2 separate regions of the Homo sapiens genome follow, and region 2 is linked to region 1. Evidence: chromatin loops called from intact Hi-C (ENCODE). Cell type or tissue: ascending aorta. All regions are shown on one strand. Each heading gives the region's core, and the rest is flanking DNA. Links, peaks and the distances in the headings are about the cores only.

The links. Peaks named below come from ENCODE experiments on the same cell type or tissue, not always from the same donor. Only the 100,000 strongest peaks of a DNase experiment are listed, where the experiment ranks them.
Region 2: it touches region 1 in a loop (2.6-fold over the local background); 20 of 110 quality-filtered maps call a loop at or near these places.

Annotation. Positions count from the first base shown.
Region 1 is chr5:179,338,872-179,349,119 of GRCh38, reverse strand. It overlaps ADAMTS2 (ADAM metallopeptidase with thrombospondin type 1 motif 2), which reads left to right and starts at 3,659. Exons shown (of 22, transcript NM_014244.5): 1 at 3,659-3,930; 2 at 4,959-5,353. The coding sequence starts at 3,792. It overlaps LOC105377759 (a long non-coding RNA gene), which reads left to right. Exons shown (of 3, transcript XR_941311.3): 1 at 1-186; 2 at 2,022-2,174; 3 at 2,341-2,759. In ascending aorta, for the core only: CTCF peaks have their summits at 3,438, 4,776, 4,976 and 6,244 (motif pointing right); DNase peaks (open chromatin) are centred at 2,960, 3,579 and 4,957; H3K4me3 peaks cover 3,493 bases; H3K27ac peaks cover 1,898 bases.
Region 2 is chr5:179,489,116-179,499,363 of GRCh38, reverse strand. It overlaps LOC124901224 (U4 spliceosomal RNA), which reads left to right and starts at 7,207; the gene lies at 7,207-7,349. RefSeq lists an enhancer at 3,196-3,245. In ascending aorta, for the core only: a CTCF peak has its summit at 5,126 (motif pointing right); a DNase peak (open chromatin) is centred at 5,103.

The DNA of each region.
Region 1 (10,248 bases), core at 970-8,969:
AAGAACCACACTTCCTAGAGGCCACCCAGCCTCCACATTCTGTTCAATCAGCATTCCCTTGACATATGGCTCACCAGGGCCACTCCCGGCCAGAACTCCGCCAGAGCATCTGATGGGACCACTGCACCCGCTGTTTGCCAACAGCAAAGTTGGACAGAGCTGCTGTCCTCAAGGCCCCTCGACAAGGTAACTAGCCCCTCATGCTTGGCCCGCTCTGCACACAGGCACCAGTGAGACTAAAAGAGTCCAGCTCCTTTCCCACAGCCCCTAAGAGCTTGTTTGTCATTAGGGAGGGCACTGAAACCTCACTGCCTCCATCTGCTTGGCAGGTTGTGCCAAGAAAGGTGACTTTGTCAAAGGGCAGGAGACCTTCTCAGGGGCTGGTTTCTGTGCAGACATTAGGAGACAGCAGTGGCTCTCAAATGGGCTCCTGTCTTTAATGAAGTCTGTGCTGACAAATGTGACCTGGAAGCCTGAGCCAGACCAGGGAGCCCGACCCTCCTCTCAGGGCAAGGCAGGGCACCCACCCACTGAGAGCTGTGGTGGGCAACAAACATTCCTCCTCCTTAGTGTTTCTTCTGCCAGGGATGTGGGGTGACTCGTGGCACCCAAGATGACCCGGAAAGGTCCTCACCTCTTTCTGCACCACACAACTTTGGGAAGATTTTAAGGGGGTTGGGTGTGTAAGGCCCGAGCTGACGCTGACTTGTCCTCACTCCTCCCTACAAACACTGGGCTTCTCGGTGAGGGTGACAACTCCAGGTTTTCAGGGATCATGGTGCTGACAATCACGAGCAATAGGCAGGTGTAGGGCAACAGGGGGTGGTGAGGACTGCGGTAAGCTGGAGAGCACAGCCAGACCTGAAGACATTCAGGCTCCAGTAGAAACGAACGCACGTGGCATGTGCTCAACAACACATCCGGCGGCGTTGGCCCAGTGGCCCTTAGTTTTTGTCGTTGGGACCTAGACTGAACATGCAGAGGAGCAGAGAGCCACTGGGGACTTCTATGTCCCGTATTTTACCTGGAAGAGGAAAAGGGGGACCAGAGAAAGAGGCAAACACCAGTAAGGGGGGAGAGGCAAGATTTGAATCATGGAGGTTTGAAGAAGTAGCAAGATTTTTGTTGTTGTTCTTTGGTTGTTTTTTGTTTTTCTGTTTGTTTCTGAGTGGAGGACAAATGATCACGGGCTGGGATGTGTCTGCAAGTCTCCTCCACCTCCCTGAGGGTTTAACTGTGAAGTTAGGTGCATGTGAGCCTTGTTCATCCACCACCCTGGTGGGTGACAGTGGGGGCACTAAAGGAAGGGCCAGGCAAGGGTGCTGCTCCATCCCCAACTCATCCCTGGTGGCAGGGGCACGGGTGATGTGGGAAGAATCAGCTGCCTGGGGTTATTCAGTGTCCAGGAGACAAATTCTTTCCCCCAAAAATATCCCAAAGCAAGTATCCCAAAGTATACAAAATAATTTAGCTCTGTGAACCTGTTAGAAGATGCCATCAACTCATAAAGTCAGAGTTACTCCTTTTCAGGCCTCCTTTCATCCTTCCAATCACATCAGAACAACGACCTCTGTGCTAGTCCATCTTAAGGCTTTTGTAACACTTACTAATCAGCTTCAGCCTTCGGTATCTTTAGCAGGTCAAAGTATCTGGAATTTGATAACATTTCTCTTCTTGTTGTATTTATTTTTAGCAATTATCTTTGATTTATGGAAACATGGTGAGATGCTGGCTTTTCCATTTATAGTAGTGATTTAAAGTATCCTTTAAAAAATTGAAAAAAGTTTTAGGCGCTGTGTAAAGAAATACCCAACCATAGACACGGCAGGAAGGTGCAGAACATGCCCCTTGAAGTAGGGGCGGCTGCTGGTTGGGTTTCACTCGTGTTTCGAAGAGGATGGAAGCGCTGACAACCACAGGAGGAATGCGTCATGGGTTCCAGGACAGCAACTGGCTGGACCCAACTCTGGGCTGCCTAGCTCCCCCAGCCTTCACAATTCAACTCATGCCACCTCTTACAGGAAGTCCTCCTGGATGCCCAGCTCTGGAGTCATCTCTGTGGTATACTAGGATTCCAGTTCCAACTTTCTCTGGAACCAGTTGGGTCATCACAGGTCACGAGAGCAGATGCCTACAGAGAGTGAGGAGAGGCGGGACCTGCCACAAACTGCAAGGTAAGTGCCCATTTAATGGTTGCTAAGCAGGACTGTGGGGCTAGCGTGGCCACATCTTCCAATATCTCAAGAAAAGTTACCAATCTAAATTTCCATGTGACATCTCACCATGCCTGGGAGCTGGATCCAGCCTCGGGCACCCTTAGGTGACACAGAAAGAGTACAGCTTGCAGGTGAAGATGGCTGTCCAGCTGCGATGCTCTCACACCCAGGACCCACAATCGAAAGAACCAAGGACGTGAGATCACAGTTAGAGCCTGCTGTGTAAGTCGTGTTTCCCCCAACGACTGGGACCTCCTGGCCAGCAGGGAGAGGCCTGAGTCATCTCCGGGTCCTCTGCCCCTGGCCAAAGCAAAGACCAAAGCCCTGGCCACACAGACCTGGGGCAGGGCAAATGAGAAAATCAAAGGGGTGGGTGTTCACCCTCTGGGGAAGTGAGGCAGAAATTGGGGGTCCCAGGGCAGAGATGATCAACAGCCTGAGAGGGGGCTCTCAGGCAGGCCCTGGAGAGAGGCCGCTGAGCTCAGACAGCATGGGAGGATCAGGGCCTTGCTGGAGAGGAGGGACTGGGGAGGGGTTCCGGTTGGCAACGGGCTCTAACAGCAAACTGGCCCCAGAATGGGCCCAGGTGTCCTTGGATGCTTGGGTGGAAAAGGTAGGCAGAGCTTGGAGAGGCCATTTCAGGTTGGGGGCCGGGAGTGCAATGGCGGGAGGACAGAATGCATACGTGGGGTTGAGGACAGGTGAGGGCAGGAGCCTGACTGTGCTCATGGGCAGAGAGCCCAGGTCTGGCAGGAAGAGGCTGTGCTGAGGCTGCAGCGGAGGGATGGGAAGGCAGATGGGGGACAGGGGACAGGGACTTCAGAGGAAGAGGAACTGGGGACTGAAGGAGCCTTGCCTCTCTCAGTAAGGGCAAAAGTTGATCTTTGGGGTCGCGCCCTGGGTGTACCCTCCTAACAGCATCTTCTGGCCTTTGCGGCCTCTATTTGGGCATTCGGCCTGGCTCAGACCTTGGACCCAGTAGTCAGTCCCCCCTCCCCTTTCATTCCCTCACCCTGTCCTGCCCCAGAGCACAGAGACAGGGGGATGCACCCCTTGAATTCCAGGGCTGATGGGTGGGACCCGGCACCCCAAGGGCTCTCTAGGTGGGGACGTTCGGCCGGCGCCGCTCCTCGGAGGTTGTGCCCCTGGGGTGGCTGGCGGCGGGGCTCCCCCGGCCCGGCCCGCGGCGCTTCTCTGCCGCCGCCTCGGGGTGTCTCTGCTTCGCTGCGAGCCCGGCACCGCGGCGACGGCGGCGCGAAGAGGGAAGCGGGCGGCGGCGGCGGCCGCGCCAAGATGCGCCGGGTCACCGCAGGCTGAGGCGCCCGCCGTCCCCGCCCTCCCCCTCGCTCGCCTCCCTCCCTCCCGCCTGCCTCCCTCGCTCGCTCGCTCCTTCCCTCTCCCCGCCTTCCCTCCGCGCTCCCCCGCCCGCCCCTCCGCGCCTCGCCTCCTCCGCCCCGCGCCCTGCGGTGCTGCAGCTGCGGGCGGCTCCAGCTGCCCCCAGATGTGGGCTGGGCGGCTCGCGGGGAACTTTCGCGCCGGCTGCGAGTGCGGGGCCCCGGCTGCAGTCCGGCTGCCATGGATCCGCCGGCGGGAGCCGCTCGCCGCCTGCTCTGCCCCGCGCTGCTGCTGCTGCTGCTGCTGCTGCCGCCGCCGCTCCTGCCGCCGCCGCCGCCGCCCGCGAACGCCAGGCTCGCCGCCGCCGCCGACCCCCCAGGTAGGTGCGGCCCGGCCCCTACTCCCCGGGACCCCCGCCGGCCTGGCCCTGTCCCGCGTGCCCCGCCGCCCCCTCCCCAGGCGTCGTCCAGCCTGACTTGGGCAAACTCCGCGCGCCCCGCCCGGGGCCAAGTTGGCCAACTTCGGGGCCGGGTTGGTCGCGCAGGGGGCGCCCCGCACCGCCCCCGAGCGCCTTGGGCCGGGGGAGCCTCGGAGCACTGGCGGCTCCTGAGTCGCGGAGGGTGGGGACGGAGGGCCGGGAAAAGCCCCGCGGCCAAGAGCGCAGAGTCAGCCCCAGCGGGTCCGAGGGGGGAGCCAGGGCGAGGCGGCGCCGGGGCTCGCGTCCGGGGACGCTCCGGAGGAGCCGGCTGCCGAGCGCGTAGCCTTGGGCCCTAAGGATTGGTTGGGGCGCCCCGCAGGGAATCCCCGGAGATCGGAGGGACCCTGTTCCACCCCTCCCAGTCCTCGGGCGCTCGGGGAGACGGGGCCGGCAGCGGGCTGAGCGGGAGCTGGACAGGCAGGACAGGCCGCTCGTGCTCGGGGAAGCCGAGACTCCGCCGCTCCGGAGGCTGGCGGTGAGGGCACTCGGGCGGCAGGGGCCCGCCGAGGGGTCGTGGCACACGGGTAAGGGGGCCAACCCGGAATGGCTTCCGAGCAGCTCCACGTCCTGCCAAGGACGGTAGGTGCAAGGGTCGGGGGACTCTCTGACGGGGTCGTCCCTTCGGGCACGGGGAGGTTCCCACCGAGCCCCAACCCTGAACGGGGCAGGGGGCAGAGCTCTTGGCAGGCAAGGTCTCCGGAGGAGGGAACGGCTGGGGAGTGGCGGAGCCCCGGAGTGGTGGCCCTGTTAACGCCCCTTCCCGGTTGCAGGAAAGCCGGGGAGGTGCAGGCTGGCTTCTGGGGTCGCCTGGCGGAATGCCCCTTCCCTTCGCAGTGGGGCGGGGTCTGGGGGGGCGTGGCTTGCCGGCGGGTCTCTGAGGCACTGGGGCTCCGTGGTCTCCGCCGATCTAACGCCCCTTCCCGTTGCAGGCGGGCCCCTGGGGCACGGAGCGGAGCGCATCCTGGCGGTGCCCGTGCGCACTGACGCCCAGGGCCGCTTGGTGTCCCACGTGGTGTCGGCAGCTACGTCCAGAGCAGGGGTACGAGCCCGCAGGGCCGCCCCGGTCCGGACCCCGAGCTTCCCCGGAGGCAACGAGGAGGAGCCTGGCAGTCACCTCTTCTACAATGTCACGGTCTTTGGCCGAGACCTGCACCTGCGGCTGCGGCCCAACGCCCGCCTCGTGGCGCCCGGGGCCACTATGGAGTGGCAGGGCGAGAAGGGCACCACCCGCGTGGAGCCCCTGCTCGGGAGCTGTCTCTACGTCGGAGACGTGGCCGGCCTAGCCGAAGCCTCCTCTGTGGCGCTCAGCAACTGCGATGGGCTGGTGAGTACGCACTTCTCTAGCTCCTTTCTCTCCGCTGCTCTCGCCTGGGTTTTGGAAAAGGGTTACCTGGGAGTCCCTTGGGAGGGCAAGGCCTGCGCTGAGGACTTTCCGCGCCCTTCCCGTGCTTTAGTGAGCCTCGTGCTCCAACTGAAGGGCTTGGCTGGAAAGCAGGTTGTTTTGACTGGTCTGAGCAGGGGGCCATTTATGCATGGGGAGCGCCCGGGTCTCCAAAAGGCTCAGCAGGCAGGAGCGTGCGCCTCTCTCTTTTGCCTGCCTGAACAGGTCTCTGGCTTGCATCCGGGGGTGGGTCCGTGTATGTGTGTGTACCTTTGTGAGTGTGTGCACATGTGTTGTGGAACGTTGGTGTGTACCTGCATCTGGGTGCCCGTGCACCTGTGTGAACATGTGCGTGTGCCAGTGTCTCTTGTGCACGTATGTGTCTGGGTTTCTGCACATCAGTGTGTTGAGCATCTGTTGAGTTTGTGTCCGTCCTTGTGCATACTGGCGTGATATGTGTGTGGTGGACTTATGGGCTGGCAGTCAGTCTTCCTGTTTCCTTGCGTGCGGGTAATACCAGCCCAGGGAGCTGGCAGTGATGCTGAAATGCCCAGTTAGCCCTCTGCCCCTTGGCTGACCGGGAATCATTGGTTTTTCTGCTGTGGTTTCCTGTTGAACTCCAGCTGGTTCTTTGAAAAGTTGGTTTTCTCTATTTTGAGCTGAGGGGTGCATTTGGAAATGAAGGCTCTAGTGCCCATGAGCTGCTCGATCTTTTGGGGGCAGCGCCTGAAGGACAAGAGAGAGGCTAGGGGATCCCTTTTGAGACTGCCTGCGCCTCTCTAGTCCTGTGACTGGAGCTCTGGGAAGCTCTGCTTCCTGGAGAGGGCAGGAGGGACCGTGGCTCAGCACAAGGGGGCCTCAGAGGAAGCCTGGATCGATGCTGAGGGAGGAGGCTGACATTGGCGGTGCTCTGTCCGGCTGCCCGGGGCCTGGCACACAGCAGAGGCCACTGCAGTTTTCTATTTTGGATTGGGTGTGTGGTGGTCAGGCTGGCTGTGCTGGCCAGACATCTGAAGCCGCCCACCATGGGTTCCGCTCTAATTGCTACTCAGGGAACTCCTGCCCCGAGTGAGTGGCCACTCTCCCAGCCCCCGTGGCCCCTGAGCACGCCCGTACTCGGGCAGCTGAGGCTCATCCTACAGTCTGCAGAGCCGGCAATTACACCAGGGCTCTGCAACCACTGTCATTCTTTTTATGGAGACACAGAAAATATCACTTGTTGCTTTGGAAAATCACTGCCTTTGGCTGGATTTAGTTAGAACTTGGCCATATTGCAAACAACTGTAAATATCCCTGGAGGAGCTGGGTTAAAATGGTGAGCCCTTGACATCGCCCACTGTCTCTGAGGACATCCTGGGCCTCAGAGGTGTGTCCCATTTTACGCTGGAGGTTAATTTCCTAAATGAAAGGAGATGTTTGCTGCGGACTTAGGGTGAGGTAAGGTGGTGGGAGTTGACATGGGGTTGCAGTCTGTTGGTGGGCCAACACCTGTGTACTATGCATTCCTGATGGAGAGCATTTTGGGGAGGACTTGTCACTGTTTCATTCATTCAGCAGTTCATTTGGTGATTCATTTTTCAGCCAGCACCTTCTCATATGTTTATCCCCTGTACTGGTCAGCAATGAGGCAGGTCTGGTACCCACCCAGGGCTCCTGTCGTCAGGGTGGCTGACGGACACTCTGGCCAGGACTTGGAGAGTGTGCTCCTGGGGGGCTGTTTGAATGGGGGCTGGAAGAATGAGTGGCCAGCTGGAAAAGACGCAGGTTGGCAACCCGGGCAGAGGGAGGAGCGTGTGCAGAGGTACCAGGTGTGGATTGGCCTGGGCAGGACAGGCCTGCTGAAGTGTCCCATGTACCAGACAGAGCTGGGAAGAATATTGGGGTTGGAAGAGGAGCTGGGACCTGCCTGAGCGGCATTGAATGCTGTCACTGAATAATGGCCTTGGACAGTGGGACAGCACCATTGGTTCTGTTTTCTTTTTTTTTTTTTTTTTTGAGACGGAGTCTCACTCTATTACCCAGGCTGGAGTGCAGTGGCGCGATCTCAGCTCACTGCAAGCGCTCTGCCTTCCGGGTTCACGCCATTCTCCTGCCTCAGCCTCCCAAGTAGCAGGGACTACAGGCGCCTGCCACCACGTGCAGCTAATTTTTTTTTATTTTTTTTTTAATTTTTAGTAGAGACGGTGTTTCACCGTGTTAGCCAGGGTGGTCTCAATCTCCTGACCTTGTGATCTGCCTGCCTCGGCCTCCTAAAGTGCTGGGATTACAGGCATGAGCCACTGCGCCCAGCCTCTTTTCTTTTCGCTTGTCCTCTTTCTCTTCTCTTCTCTTTCCTTCCTTCCTTCCTTCCTTTTTTTCTTTCTTTCTTTCCTTTTGATCAGGCTGGTCTCAAACTCCCGACCTCAAGCGATCTGCCCATCTTGGCCTCCTAAAGTGCTGGGATTACAGGCCTCAGCCACCGCGCCCGGCCTCTTCTTTCCTTTTCTGACTTTGTTGCTGCGTATGTGTCTGTCCTACTGTTAAATCCCCCTCTGCTGCCACCACGATAGGCTTCTTTGCTAAGGACCTGGGTCTTTACACAGGGCACCTCTTGTCCTCACAGAGCCCTGGTCGGGGAGGCATCTCATCCCTGGTTACAGGTGGAGCACTCAGGCTCTGGGAGGTTGAGTGACTAGACGGAAGTTATTCATAATAATATCCACAGCGAGGGGTTATTCATAGTATCCACAGCAAAATGTCCCTTTGCACAAGGCATGAGCAAAACAGGCTGCACAGAGTGGTGTTGTGCCTCACGTTGCTGCGGAAGAGTTTTCCAGTATCTCCTGGGCAGCGTGGTAGGCGTGCTAATTTCACGTGGTTTTTACATGCCCATTAAAAACCCAGTGAGAAGCCTTTTGGCGTAAAAGGTAATGATGGTAAGTGACAGTTGACTGTGTTCCTATTAACATTGTGTGCCAGGCTCTCAGCTGAGCCCCCTGTGCCACCTCGCCTTGTTTAATCCTCACAGCACCCTACGGAACATATCCCGACATCATCCCCCTTCTACAGATGAATAAACTGAGGCTCCAAAAGTCGAGATAGCTTGCTTCAAGCTTCGAAGCCAGTATTTGAACACAAATCTGATTCCAAGGCCATGCTCACTATGTTTTGTTGCCTTTTCCTGCATGCCTACAAAAAGAATTTTAAAAATGCATTTCTTTACAACATTTCCCACCTTTCTTATTTGACTCCTGGAGACGTTCTCATTGTGGGTTTGACCATCGTCAGTGTGAGTGGAGCCGGGAGCAGGCCTGGGAGCTGAGTGGCCTTGACTGGCTCGTGACCTGCGCTGGGCTGCAGCTCCTATGGGTGGCCTAAGTCCTCACTGGTGGGGGACTGCAGCTGGGACTTCCGTGGGATGGAAGCAACCCTGCCCGCCTCTGCCTCCCCACTCAGGGCAGCACGGGGATCCTCTCCTGCCAGGCTGGGCAGCAGTGGATGAAGCCTCCATGGGCTGGGCGGTGGAGATGGTCCGCCCTCCAAGGCCTGGTCCAATCCTGGGGCCCAAAGGAGGAAGTGTATGCCCTTCCCTGGATGCTTGATGCGAACCCCACAACCCTGTGAGATAGGGCTGCCCCACTGCGTGGCTGAGGCTCAGAGAGACCCAAGGTTGCATGGCAAGAAGAAATCCAGGGCTGCTGCCTTTCAGGCTGGGGCTCCCCTGCGGGGCTGCTGTCTGGGCCAGGCACCCACTCTGTCTTGCTGGACATTAAGAGTCATAAAGGCCACAGAGAGAAGTCAGAAGCCGGCCTAAGGGATTGAGATGAGTTTCATTTTTCCCAGCAAGGCTGCTGCCTTCGAGGCCACACACTGGGCTCCAGCAGGCTCAGGTGCTAGAGCAGATCAGGCAGGTGTGAGCGGGTCCTGGGACTGTGCAGTGGGGTGAGGGGCACCTGAGATTTGCAGCTGCCGCTGGTAGGGTCTTCCTTCCTCCCACCCCACCTTGGCACTGCCTGGATCGCAATGAGAGGTTGTCAGGAAGACTAAAGAGGGGCTGCAGGAACCTCTGGGTTCCCTAGGGTGTCGGGGCTCCCCAGGTAGGAGCAGAGGCTCCTGTGGGCCCCAGCTGCAAGCAGCCTACACAGCTGCTAAGGCCAGTCTCAGCCTCCGCCATACTTGTCACCTTAAGACTTGCTCAGTTTAAGTGACAGAAACCCCTGCTCATATTGGATGAAACAAACAAGGGACAGCATGGCCCCAATTATCTGGGGGTCCTGAGGAGTGTTGGCTTCAGGCCTGGCTGAATCCAGGGGCTCAGAGCATGCTATCCATTTCTCAGCCCTGCCTCTCAGTGTTCATTTCAGAATTGCTCTCCACCCCTCAACCCCCGGCCCACCAGCGGCTCCAGGCCCAACTCGTTTTCCAAGGAGGCAACCTTTGAGATGGAAAGCCCTCCTCTCTGGGTGACACCTGTGAGAGTTGGGGGAGGGATTGGAGGCCCATCTTCAAACCCATGGCTGTGATGCGGGCCTAGCCCAGGTCTCCTGCCCACCTTTGGGACTGAGGGGGAGGGACAGACTCCCAAACTCTGGAATGAAGAGGGGCCTATCATACAAGAAGGGAGGAGAATTGTGCAGGGTGGTGAACACGGTTGTGGCCACCCTTCTCCTGGACTCCAGACCCCATGTTGGGCTTAGAAGTCCTCCTGGGCTCCAGGCTTGCCTGCTCGGCTGCCTCTGGAACCCCCTTCCCTGGATGACCCCATACTCAAGTCACGTGGCTCTCCCCACTCTCCTCCAGACCCCACCCTTCCAGGATCGCCCTCCCCTAGCCAGCTCCAATTCTAGAGCTCTCTCAGG
Region 2 (10,248 bases), core at 1,544-9,543, 150 kb before region 1:
GCACGGTCCATCCCTGTGGCCTCAAGGCACTGGGCACATCCATGCCAGTTTTAGTCTCTGTAACTACACAGCCATGCAGCTGTGAGCTGAGAATTTAACACACTGTCCCTTTCAGTGTCTGTTTCTCCTTCACTTTCCTGTAGCAAAGCAAAAAGGAGGGAAAATGCATCCCAGGTGCCGCCAGCTGCCACTGTTTTTCTTTGTGTGGTGTGTGTGACAGAGTCTTACTTTGTTGCCCAGCCTGGAGTAAAGTGGAGTGATCCCGGCTCGCTGCAACCTCCGCCTCCTGGGTTCAAGCAATTCTCCTGCCTCAGCCTCCTGAGTAGCTGGGATTACAGGCACATGCCACTACATCTGGCTAATTTTTGTATTTTGAGTAGAGACGGGATTTCACCTTGTTGGCCAGGCTGGTGTCGAACTCCTGACCTCAAGTCATCCACCTGCCTCAGCCTCCCAAAGTGTTGAGATTACAGGTGTGAGCCACTGTGCCTGCCCTGCTGCCATGCTTTCAAGCCACTGTTAGGCTTTTCCACATCCCCCAGCATGCACCCACTCTCCCGGGATGGTTAGGGGGCTCCATCACCATTTTCTGGAAACTGCCTCTAGTCAGAGGTTGCCTGGGGCTCTCCACACAATCATGGAGACGTAGAGGACACAGCCTGATGCTAGACTGCACAGGACCCTCTTCCGCCAGATTCCCTGGACACCTCCATCCCCTCTTCTAGCAATCATGTCAGTGCACGGTAGCGCCTGTGTCCTAAGGTTCCCATGCCACAAGGCTTGAACCCTTCACCCCTGTCTCCCGAGGCCAGGATCAAGCCTGCTTGGCCCAGGGGAGGGGGCGATAAATGTCATGGTTGGAAGCATCAGGTGGGAGAGGGCTTAGTGTGGGGTCGTCAGAGTGACACTGAGAGGCTAAGACACACTGTCTGACACAGCCCAGCCAGGCGCTGCCCACAGCTGAGTTTCCAAAGGACACGTTCTGTGTCACCATATTCCAGGATTCAAATCCTTCCAGCCTGGGACAAGTTCCACGGGGTGCCATGAGGCTGCCCCAATTTGATTTTGAAATGTACAGTGAAATGCCTACCTTGGTGGTGGCCAAGGCAGGGTGGGCCCAGATGCCCCTGCTGATGGACACACAGGCACGACACCCACAGTTCAGGGAGCCCGCTCCAGCCTGCCGTGGAGCCCTGGGCCAGGTCGTGAGCCATGAGCCTGCTCGGGACAGTCCTTCCCGATCCTGGAAGGGAGCGGCCCAATTATAACGGCTCCCTCGAGGCTCTCAGTGGAGCCGAGCCCAGAGAGGAGGCCTGCACTGCCAGATGGGCAAACTCATTAGGACTGTGGCATTTTTTATGCAAACGAAGGCAAATACATCCATGGGAGAAATGTAAACAGCAGACACGCACAAGAGCACGGACTTCACCGGGTTTCAAGAGGAGAGGGAGCTGGGACAGGAGGCCAGGAGAGATCCCCACCCCCAGCACTGCCCTGCAGTGGCCTAGCCCAGGCCTTCTGGATCTGCCTACCTGGGATGCCCAAGAGGGAAACTGAGGCCCCACGAGCCCTGCACGTGGGCGGAGCCTGGCCTGACCTGTAGCTCCTTGGGAGGCTGAGGGAGAAGCATTGCTTGAGGCCAGGAGTTTGAGACCAGCCTGGACAACACAGTTAAACCCCATCTGTACAAAACACTAAAAAATTAACCAGGCATGGTGGCGCATGCCTGTGGTCCCAGCTATTCAGGAAGCTGAGATGGGAGGATCACTTGAGCCCATGACTTAGAGGTTATGGTGAGCTGTGATCGTGCCACTGCACTCTAGCCTGGGCAACAGGGTAAGATCCTGTCTTTTAAAATAAATAACATACAATAATATAAAATAAATAAAAATTATAATAAAAATGACTGTAGCGAGAACTCTTAAGGAGAGTCAAGAAGATATTGCAAAGAAACAATATGAAAAAACCAATCTCTTTAAGGGTTCTTCTCATTACAGTTTTTTTTTTTCTGATTCTGTCTTGTTTCTTCACTGGCCAACCCCGCTCTGATGCTTAGCTTGGGTCCCTGCCGCTCAAGCTACTATGTCCTTCCCATCAGTGCTGCTCAGTGTAGTCTTGGACCCATGGCATTCTGGCATCCCCTGGGTGCCTGTTGGAAATGCAGATTCTTAGGCCCTGCCCCAGACCTCCTGACTCAAATCTCTGAGGTGGAGCCCAGGACTGCATATGTTCCAGCTCCCCAGGGGATTCTGTTGAGACCCGGCCTCTATTCTCGGTGGCCTGGCTTTTCCTGCTTCTGTTGGGGGTGAGGCCCCTCCAGACTGAGCTGGTCAGGATCTAGGCTCTTGGCAGCCTGCATGAGGCAGGAGGCAAGTCCCTCTCTCGGGGAAGGCAGTGGCAGGTAAGCAATGGCAGGTGAGTCGGCCAACAAGGCCCTTGCCACTGAGCTGTCCTATGGAGAAGCCCCGTGCCTTTTTCTCAGGGCGCTCTGCGGGTGTGCCTGGGGTCGGACTGAGCCCCAGCAATCTCCCTGCATGTCAGTTACTGCTCTTACTTTCACTGTGGTCCCCGTGGGCTTTTTCAAGGCTCTGTCCTGGCCCAGGGAAAGGTGGACCATGAGACCTCACAGCCAGAAAGAAGCAGCAGCCAACTGAGTTTCCGAATGGATTTGAAGAGCTCACAGCAGAGGAGATACCAGTTTGAAAATCAAGATGTGTTTGATTTGCTTTGGCCATCAAGAGACACATCCTGAAGGACTCTGTCTCAACATTTTTCTACATAAAAAAAGAGTGGGGAAGAATGCAGGTTGGTGGGAGCTGGGAGATAAGGTCCACAGGCCAGGAGAGGGCCCCCAGGCTGGGTCGTGTGAGGCAGTGTCCATCTGAGAAGGAAAGTCTGCTGGCTGCAGGGTCCCAGCACCCAGGAGCTAGAGGAGAGGGGGTGGGAGGGAGAGCAGCTACGTGTCCCTGGGTTTCTTGAGCGAGGACTGATAAACCCCAGGGGCACGTGTAGCTGCCACAAAAGCATGCACCTCGAGTGCTTCCCCCTCCTAGCTGGCGGGAGAGGAAGGGACCAGGATGGAGGCGAGCTTGGCAAAGTCTTTCTGGAATCAGCATCCTCCTCCTCCTCCTTCCCAGACTCCGGGCCCCAGGCTCCAAGCACAGTCCATCCCTGCGGAGGACTTCCGTGGATGCTGGTGGGCACAGATGCCAGCCCATCATGTGCTACTCAGGCAGATGCTAGGGAGCCAGGGGCCAGTCATCGTTCTCCCTGATGCCAGGGCACCACTCTGAGGAAAGGGAGAGAAGGACAGGTTGGTCTAAATCCACCTGCAGGATCTGAGTGACCGTACATGGGGCTGGGGGCTGAAATTTTCTGAGAGGGACTGGATTACATTTTCAGAAATTGGAATCAGAAATTAAAACTGTGTTATGAAAAATAATGAGTTACATTTTGCACATGTGATGTTTGAGCCGGATAATTTGTGTTTGCCGCCTTTATACTTGAATGTGAAAGCACCTTGCACAGCACTTGGCATAAAGTCAGTGCCCAGTGATTACTAGTGAATGCCTTCCTAACTGTGTACATGGCCTGAATGCACACGAACACACGATGGAAACAGTCAGGGAGTGGAGAGGGTGTCCTGCTGATTACTAGTGAATGCCTTCCTAACTGTGCGTGGTCTGAATGCACACAAACACAAGATGGAAACAGTCAGGGAGCGGAGATGGTGCCCCGCTGATGCTGTCCTATTATTTTTATTCAGAAGTCTGTTTGCCTTTTTACACATTTTTGATCCTACCATATAAACGATTTTTATAACATTCATGTTATGTTACATTCACATTTATTGCTAATTTTTATAACATTAGTACAAGATGATTGAATTCCTCCTTGGTCAGAAGACCCACGTCTGAATCCTGGATCCACTACTTGTTAGTTGAAGCAAGCAACTGTGCCTCTCAGTCTGTGAAAAGGAGGCAATGCCTAGCTCAGGAGGCTGACAGGATGAAGTCGGAGAGGAATGAATGGAAGTCTCTTGGGACTCAGGCCTGCCTGATACTTTCTGGGCAGCTTAAAATATGTTTTCTGAATGTTAAGGGAAGCACAGAGCAGGCATGCATGCAGATGGGGGTGAAATATTACTTCCATTCTTCCATGTGTGAGTCCTAAACACACACCACCTCCCCCACACACAAACAGACCTACAACACATGCCACACGTAACACAGGCACAGGCACACGCACACGCACCGCAGCAACACACACTGCACGCACACACAACACAGACTGTAACACATACACACGTATACCACCTACCACACTACACAAGGCCCCACATTCACATGATACACATGTACCACATGCACATATATGACCCGCATCACCAACAAACACACGTGCATCATGTGTACACATACACATCATAGGTACACATCACATGCACACATGGCCCACAGGAACACACACATATGCCACATACTGCATGCATGCACATCCACAACACACGCAATACAGGCACATACAAGCCATATGTAGACACTGCGTGCACACACATTTACACCACACTACATGCACACACCATATTCACACATACTTGCACACACACCACTGATACACATACTTCCACACATGTCCGCAGCCTGCATGCACAAACCATATTATGCACACACACCCCATATACTATTAGGTTGGTGCAAAAGTAATCGCAGCTTTTGCCATTACTTTCAATAGCAAAAACTGCGATTACTTTTTTTTTTTGAGACACAGTCTTACTCTGTCGCCCAGGCTGGAGTGCAATGGGGTGATCTCAGCTCACCGCAGCCTCTGCCTCTGGGGTTCAAGTGATTCTCCTGCCTCAGCCTCCCCAGTAGCTGGGATTACAGGTGTGCGCCACCACTCCTGGCTAATTTTTGTATTTTTAGTAGAGACGGGGTTTCACCATGTTGGCCAGGCTGGTCTTGAACTCCTGACCTCAGGTGATCTGCACACCTCGGCTTCCCAAAGTGCTGGGATTACAGGCGTGAGCCACCATGCCCAGACAAAAACCGTGATTACTTTTGCACCAACCTGATACGTGTGCACAGACAAGTTCGGTAAGCAGGCATTGCAATAATTAAAGATGACACGAGGTGGCACCATGACACTTTTACTCAGAAATTTTATTTGCCTATTTTTATACAGTTGTGATTATACTCTATATTAGTAGTTCTCAAAGTGTAGCCAAAACTATTTTCATAATAATGGTAAGATGTGATTTGCCTTTTTTCATTCTTATTCTCCCATGAGTATACAGTGGAATTTTCCAGAGATGCTGTGATGTGTGACATTGTAACAGATTGAAGGCAAAAGCAGATCTGAGAATCAGCTCAGACATCTACCTAGAGATTTGCCAGCGGCAATGCAACTCACTAATTTTGCAGAAGATATTGTTGCTTTCCATACAAAATTATTTATTGTTAACATACAACAATGGGTTTGTTGTTTTTAATTTAAAAAATTGAGCAATTTGAATTCTTTTTAAAGCTTATTTTTAATTGAAAATGAAATTATTTAACGTGTACAACATGATGTTTTGAAATATGTAGACACTGTGGAATCATTACTATTTTAAAATAAGTAAATATTTCAAAACCTCCTCAAATTTAATCTGTATTACAGTAAAATTGATAGATGCAATTCACGTAAAGTTCCTTAGGGTCCACAGGAGATTTTCAGAGTATAAAGCTATCCTGAGAAAGAATATTTAACAATCACTCTTCTATATGTAATCACATGTCCACAAATACTTTTGAGGTTAATCATTTATTTTAAATTTATAAGGAACCAACAAGAACAAAGAAAAGGAAAACACTTGTAATCCTATTGCATGGGGACAAGAGACAATCACGACTGACATTTGCCAGGTTTTCTCCTAGTTGTGTTTCAGAGCATCTGTTTCCAGGTTAGTGTGTTCTGAATACAGGCTCTGTGTCCTACGCTCTGAATATGAGCCCCGCGTCCTAGCCTCTGGGTATAAGCCTTGTGTCCTAGGTTCTGGGTATAAGCCCCGGGTCCTAGGTTCTGCATATAAACCTTGTGTCCTAGGCTCTGGGTATAAGCCTTGCTTCCTAGGCCCTGGGTATAAGCCTAGGGTCCTAGACTCTGGGTATAAGCCCCGGGTTCTAGGCTCTGGGTGTAAGCCCCGCCTCCTAGGCTCTAGGTGTAAGGCCTGGGTCCTAGGCTCTGGGTAGAAGCCCCGGGTCCTAGGCTCTGGATACAAGCCTTGTGTCCTAGGCTCTGGGTATAAACCTTCTGTCCTAGGTTCTGGGTATAAGCCTTGTGTCCTATTCTCTGGTTCTCAGCCCCTTGTCCTAGGCTCTGGGTATAAATCTTGTGTCCTAGACCTTGGGTTAAACCCCATGTCCTAGGCTCCGGGTATAAGCCCTGTGTCCTTTCTGCATATAAGCCTTGTGTTTCCTAGGCTCTGGGTATAAGCCCCATGTCCTAGGCTTTGAGTATAAGCCCCATGTCCTAGGCTCTGGGTATAAACCTTGTGTCCTAGGCTCTGAGTATAAGCCCCACGTCCTTTCTGGGTATAAGCCTTGTGTCCTAGGCTCTGGGTATAAGCCCCATGTCCTAATCCCTGGGTATAAGCCCCGGGTTCTAGGCCCTGAATATAAGTTCTGTGTCCTTTCTGGTTATAAGCCTTGTGTCCTAGTCTCTGGGTATAAGCCCCATGTCCTAGGCCCTGGTTATAAGCCCCGAGTTCCAGGCCCTGGGTGTAAGTTCTGTGTTCTTTCTAGGTATTAGCCTTGTGTCCTAGGCCCTGGGCATAAACCTGTGTCCTAGGCCCTGGGTATATGCCCCAGGTTTTAGGCCGTGGGTATAAGCCCCAAGTCCTAGGCTCTGGATAGAAGCCCTGGGTTCTTGGTCCTGGGTATGAGCCCCATATCCTAGGTCACCAACCAGATTGAGAGCCCAGTCAAAGTTCTTTCTCATGGTGTGTCTAGGACGTCAGAAAACCTAGAGATGTGGCCGGACTCTGAGCCCCCTGAAAAGGGTTCCCAGACCTTTTGTGAGAGGGAGGCTTTGTCTGCCCAGAGCCCACCTAGTCTTGGAGTCTTGGAAGGCTGCCCGGCACCTCAGGTAGGCCTGTTTGCACCTCAGCCTCACCCTGGTCTGGGTATCCACTCCATACAGACATGTTTTTAAAAATTGAGGAATAGCTTTGTGCAGTGGCAGTATCATAGCCAATGAGGTTTATCCGAGGCGTGATTATTGCTAATTGAAAAATTGAGGAATAGTTTAGTAAAACACACAGATCTTAAATATATAATTCAATGGCTTTTTACAAATATCTATCTGTAGCCAACACCCCAATCAAGGCAGAAAACATTGCCACCATTGTAGAAAATTCCCCCCAATCCCTTTACAGTCTACTCAACTTCCCTTGTCCCCTAATCCCCAAGCAGCCACTATTCTGATTTGCATTCCAGAAAAGTAGTTTTTCTGGATTTTTTTTTAACTGACTTTCGCTCTTGTCGCCCAGGCTCGAGTGCAGTGGCGCAATCCTGACTCACTGCAACTTCCACCTCCTAGGTTCAATCAATTCTCCTGCCTCAGCCTCCCAAGTAGCTGGGATTAGAGGCGTGCACCACCACGCCTGACTAATTTTTGTATTTTTAGTAGAGACGGGGTTTCACCATGTTGACCAGGCTGGTCTTGAACTTCTGACCTCGGGTAATCCGCCCACCTCTGCCTCCCAAAGTGCTGGGATTACAGGTGTGAGCCACCGTGCCCAGCCTGGTTTTGAATTTAATAAATCTGTATGACATCCTTTGTATGGCTCCTTCAGTTCAAAACACTGTGTTTTTGTTGTTGTTGTTGTAGAGATGGAGTCTTGATCCATTGCCCAGCCTGCTTTCAAACTCCTGGGCTCAAGCAATCCTCTGCTCTTGGCCTCCCAAGTGTTGGGACTGCAGGTGTGAGTCATCGCACCAGCCAGAGTCCAATCGTGTCTCTAGTGAGAGCAGCCACTTTAATATAAAGGCTCAGGAATTCCTCCTCATGTTTGCTGCAGTGGCACTTGCCCTCTGAGTATCAGTTAGCTATTGTCACACTTATGCTGTGTAACAAACCATCCCCACATCTCAGTGGCAAACAGTAATAATCATTTATTTCTTACTCATGAGTTTGTGGGTTGGCTGGGCAGCTCTGCTCCACATGCCTCTCATCCTCTTCCTGGGACCAGCAGGGGCAGTTTCGTCTCTGGCTGATGGCAGGGCCCTGAGAGACGGCACATCTAACCCCACAAACACATTTCCAGTTTTGCTGTGTCATGCCTGCTGGCATCCCTTTGGCCAAGCCCAAAGTCAAGGGGTGGGAAAGGGAGGCTATGGCGAGGGTGTGAGTGTGGGTGAAAAACTGGGGCGGGTCATTCAATCTATGTTACCAGTTTCCTGACAATGTAAGTTAAGAGAAAGAGCTTTGTGGCTGACGCCTGTAATTCCAGCACTTTGGGAGGCCGAGGTGGGCAGATCACAAGGTCAGGAGATGGAGACCATCCTGGCTAACACGGTGAAGCCCTGTCTCTACTAAAAATACAAAAAATTAGCCAGGCGTGGTGGCGGGCACCTGTAGACCCAGCTACTCGGGAGGCTGAGGCAGGAGAATGGCGTGAACCCGGGAGGCGGAGCTTGCAGTGAGCTGAGATCATGCCACTACACTCCAGCCTGGGCGACAGAGCGAGATTCTGTCTCAAAAAAAAAAAAAAAAGGTAAAACTGGTTTGGTTTGCTAGTCCAATTATTTAGTGAATCAGTCCAGTTTATTAGAAATCCCAATGAGGTTGTTTTCAGAAGTGAGACAGGTCTGACCGGATCATTTGCAGAAAGCTCTGTTCTTGCTTTGGGACAGTCCTGCCCGCACTGGGAATGTGAATTTAATCGCCGTTCTCTCGCCGCTGCTCCTGCCCGCCTGGGACCAATTCCCTACCACACTGAGCTCATTGGAGACTTTAGTTTCATATTTTTAAGACCAGTTTAGTGCATCATCTCTGTCTTTATTTCTCCCTCCAGCACTTACTGTAGTTGATCTCTTTTATTTTCTTAGATTCTTTGGGGGGAGTTTATAGGTGGGATGAACCCATATATGCATGAAAATGTCTTTATTTTGCACCCCCAATTTAAGGCTAGATTGGCTGGGTCTTGGATCCTAGATTACGAATAGTTTTTTCTTTGGAATGTTAGAGAAATTGCTCTACTATCTTTTAGGATTCGGGATTGATGATAAGTCTTGATGTCAAGCTGACTTTCATTCTATTGTGACAACCTATTCTCTCGGTCAGAAAACTATGAGGATTTTCCTTTTTTCCTTGGTATTCCAAAATTTTGCTGCAATGTGCCTAGATTTCTAAAATTCCACTTTACTTTTTTTTTTTTTTTGAGATGGAGTCTTGCTTTGTCATCCAAGCTAGAGTGCAGTGGGGTGATCTCAGATCACTGCAACCTCCGCCTCCTGGCTTCAAGTGATTCTCCTGCCTCAGCCTCCCAAGTAGCTGGGATTACAGGTGCGCCACCATGCCAGGCTAATTCTTGTATTTTTAGTAGATAAGGGGTTTTGCCATGTTGGCCAGGCTGGTCTTGAACTCCTAGCCTCAAGTGACTGTCTCAGCCTCCCGCTTTATTTAATTAATTTATTTTGAGACGGAGTCTCTCTCTGTTGCCCAGGCTGGAGTGCAGTGGTGCAATCTCGGCTCACTGCAAGCTCTGCCTCCTGGGTTCACGCCATTCTCTTGCCTCAGCCTCCCGAGTAGCTGGGGCTACAGGCACCCGCCACCATGCCCGGCTAATTTTTTTTGTATTGTTTTAGTAAACACAGGGTTTCACTGTGTTAGCCAGGATGATCTTGATCTCCTGACCTCATGATCCACCCACCTCGGCCTCCCAAAGTGCTGGGATTACAGGCGTGAGCCACCACACCTGGCCATGAGTTCCCTGTCCTTCTCAGGGACAGGGAGTCAGTGATTCCTGGGGAGACTGTCTTTCTTCTCTGGACCAAGTATTCGCACTTTCTATATCAACTGGGGGCAAATGCTGTGCGATGCTGGTGACCTTGCTGATTTATTCCCAGAACATGATGCATTTCCTTCCCCTTTCTTTCCCTTTTGTGCTACTTCTAATTAAGGAAGATATTTCTGTCATTTATGGGATTTTGGTTCGGAGGGAGGTCAATCAGGGGTGCTTGTTCCTCCATCTGGCCCTGATCT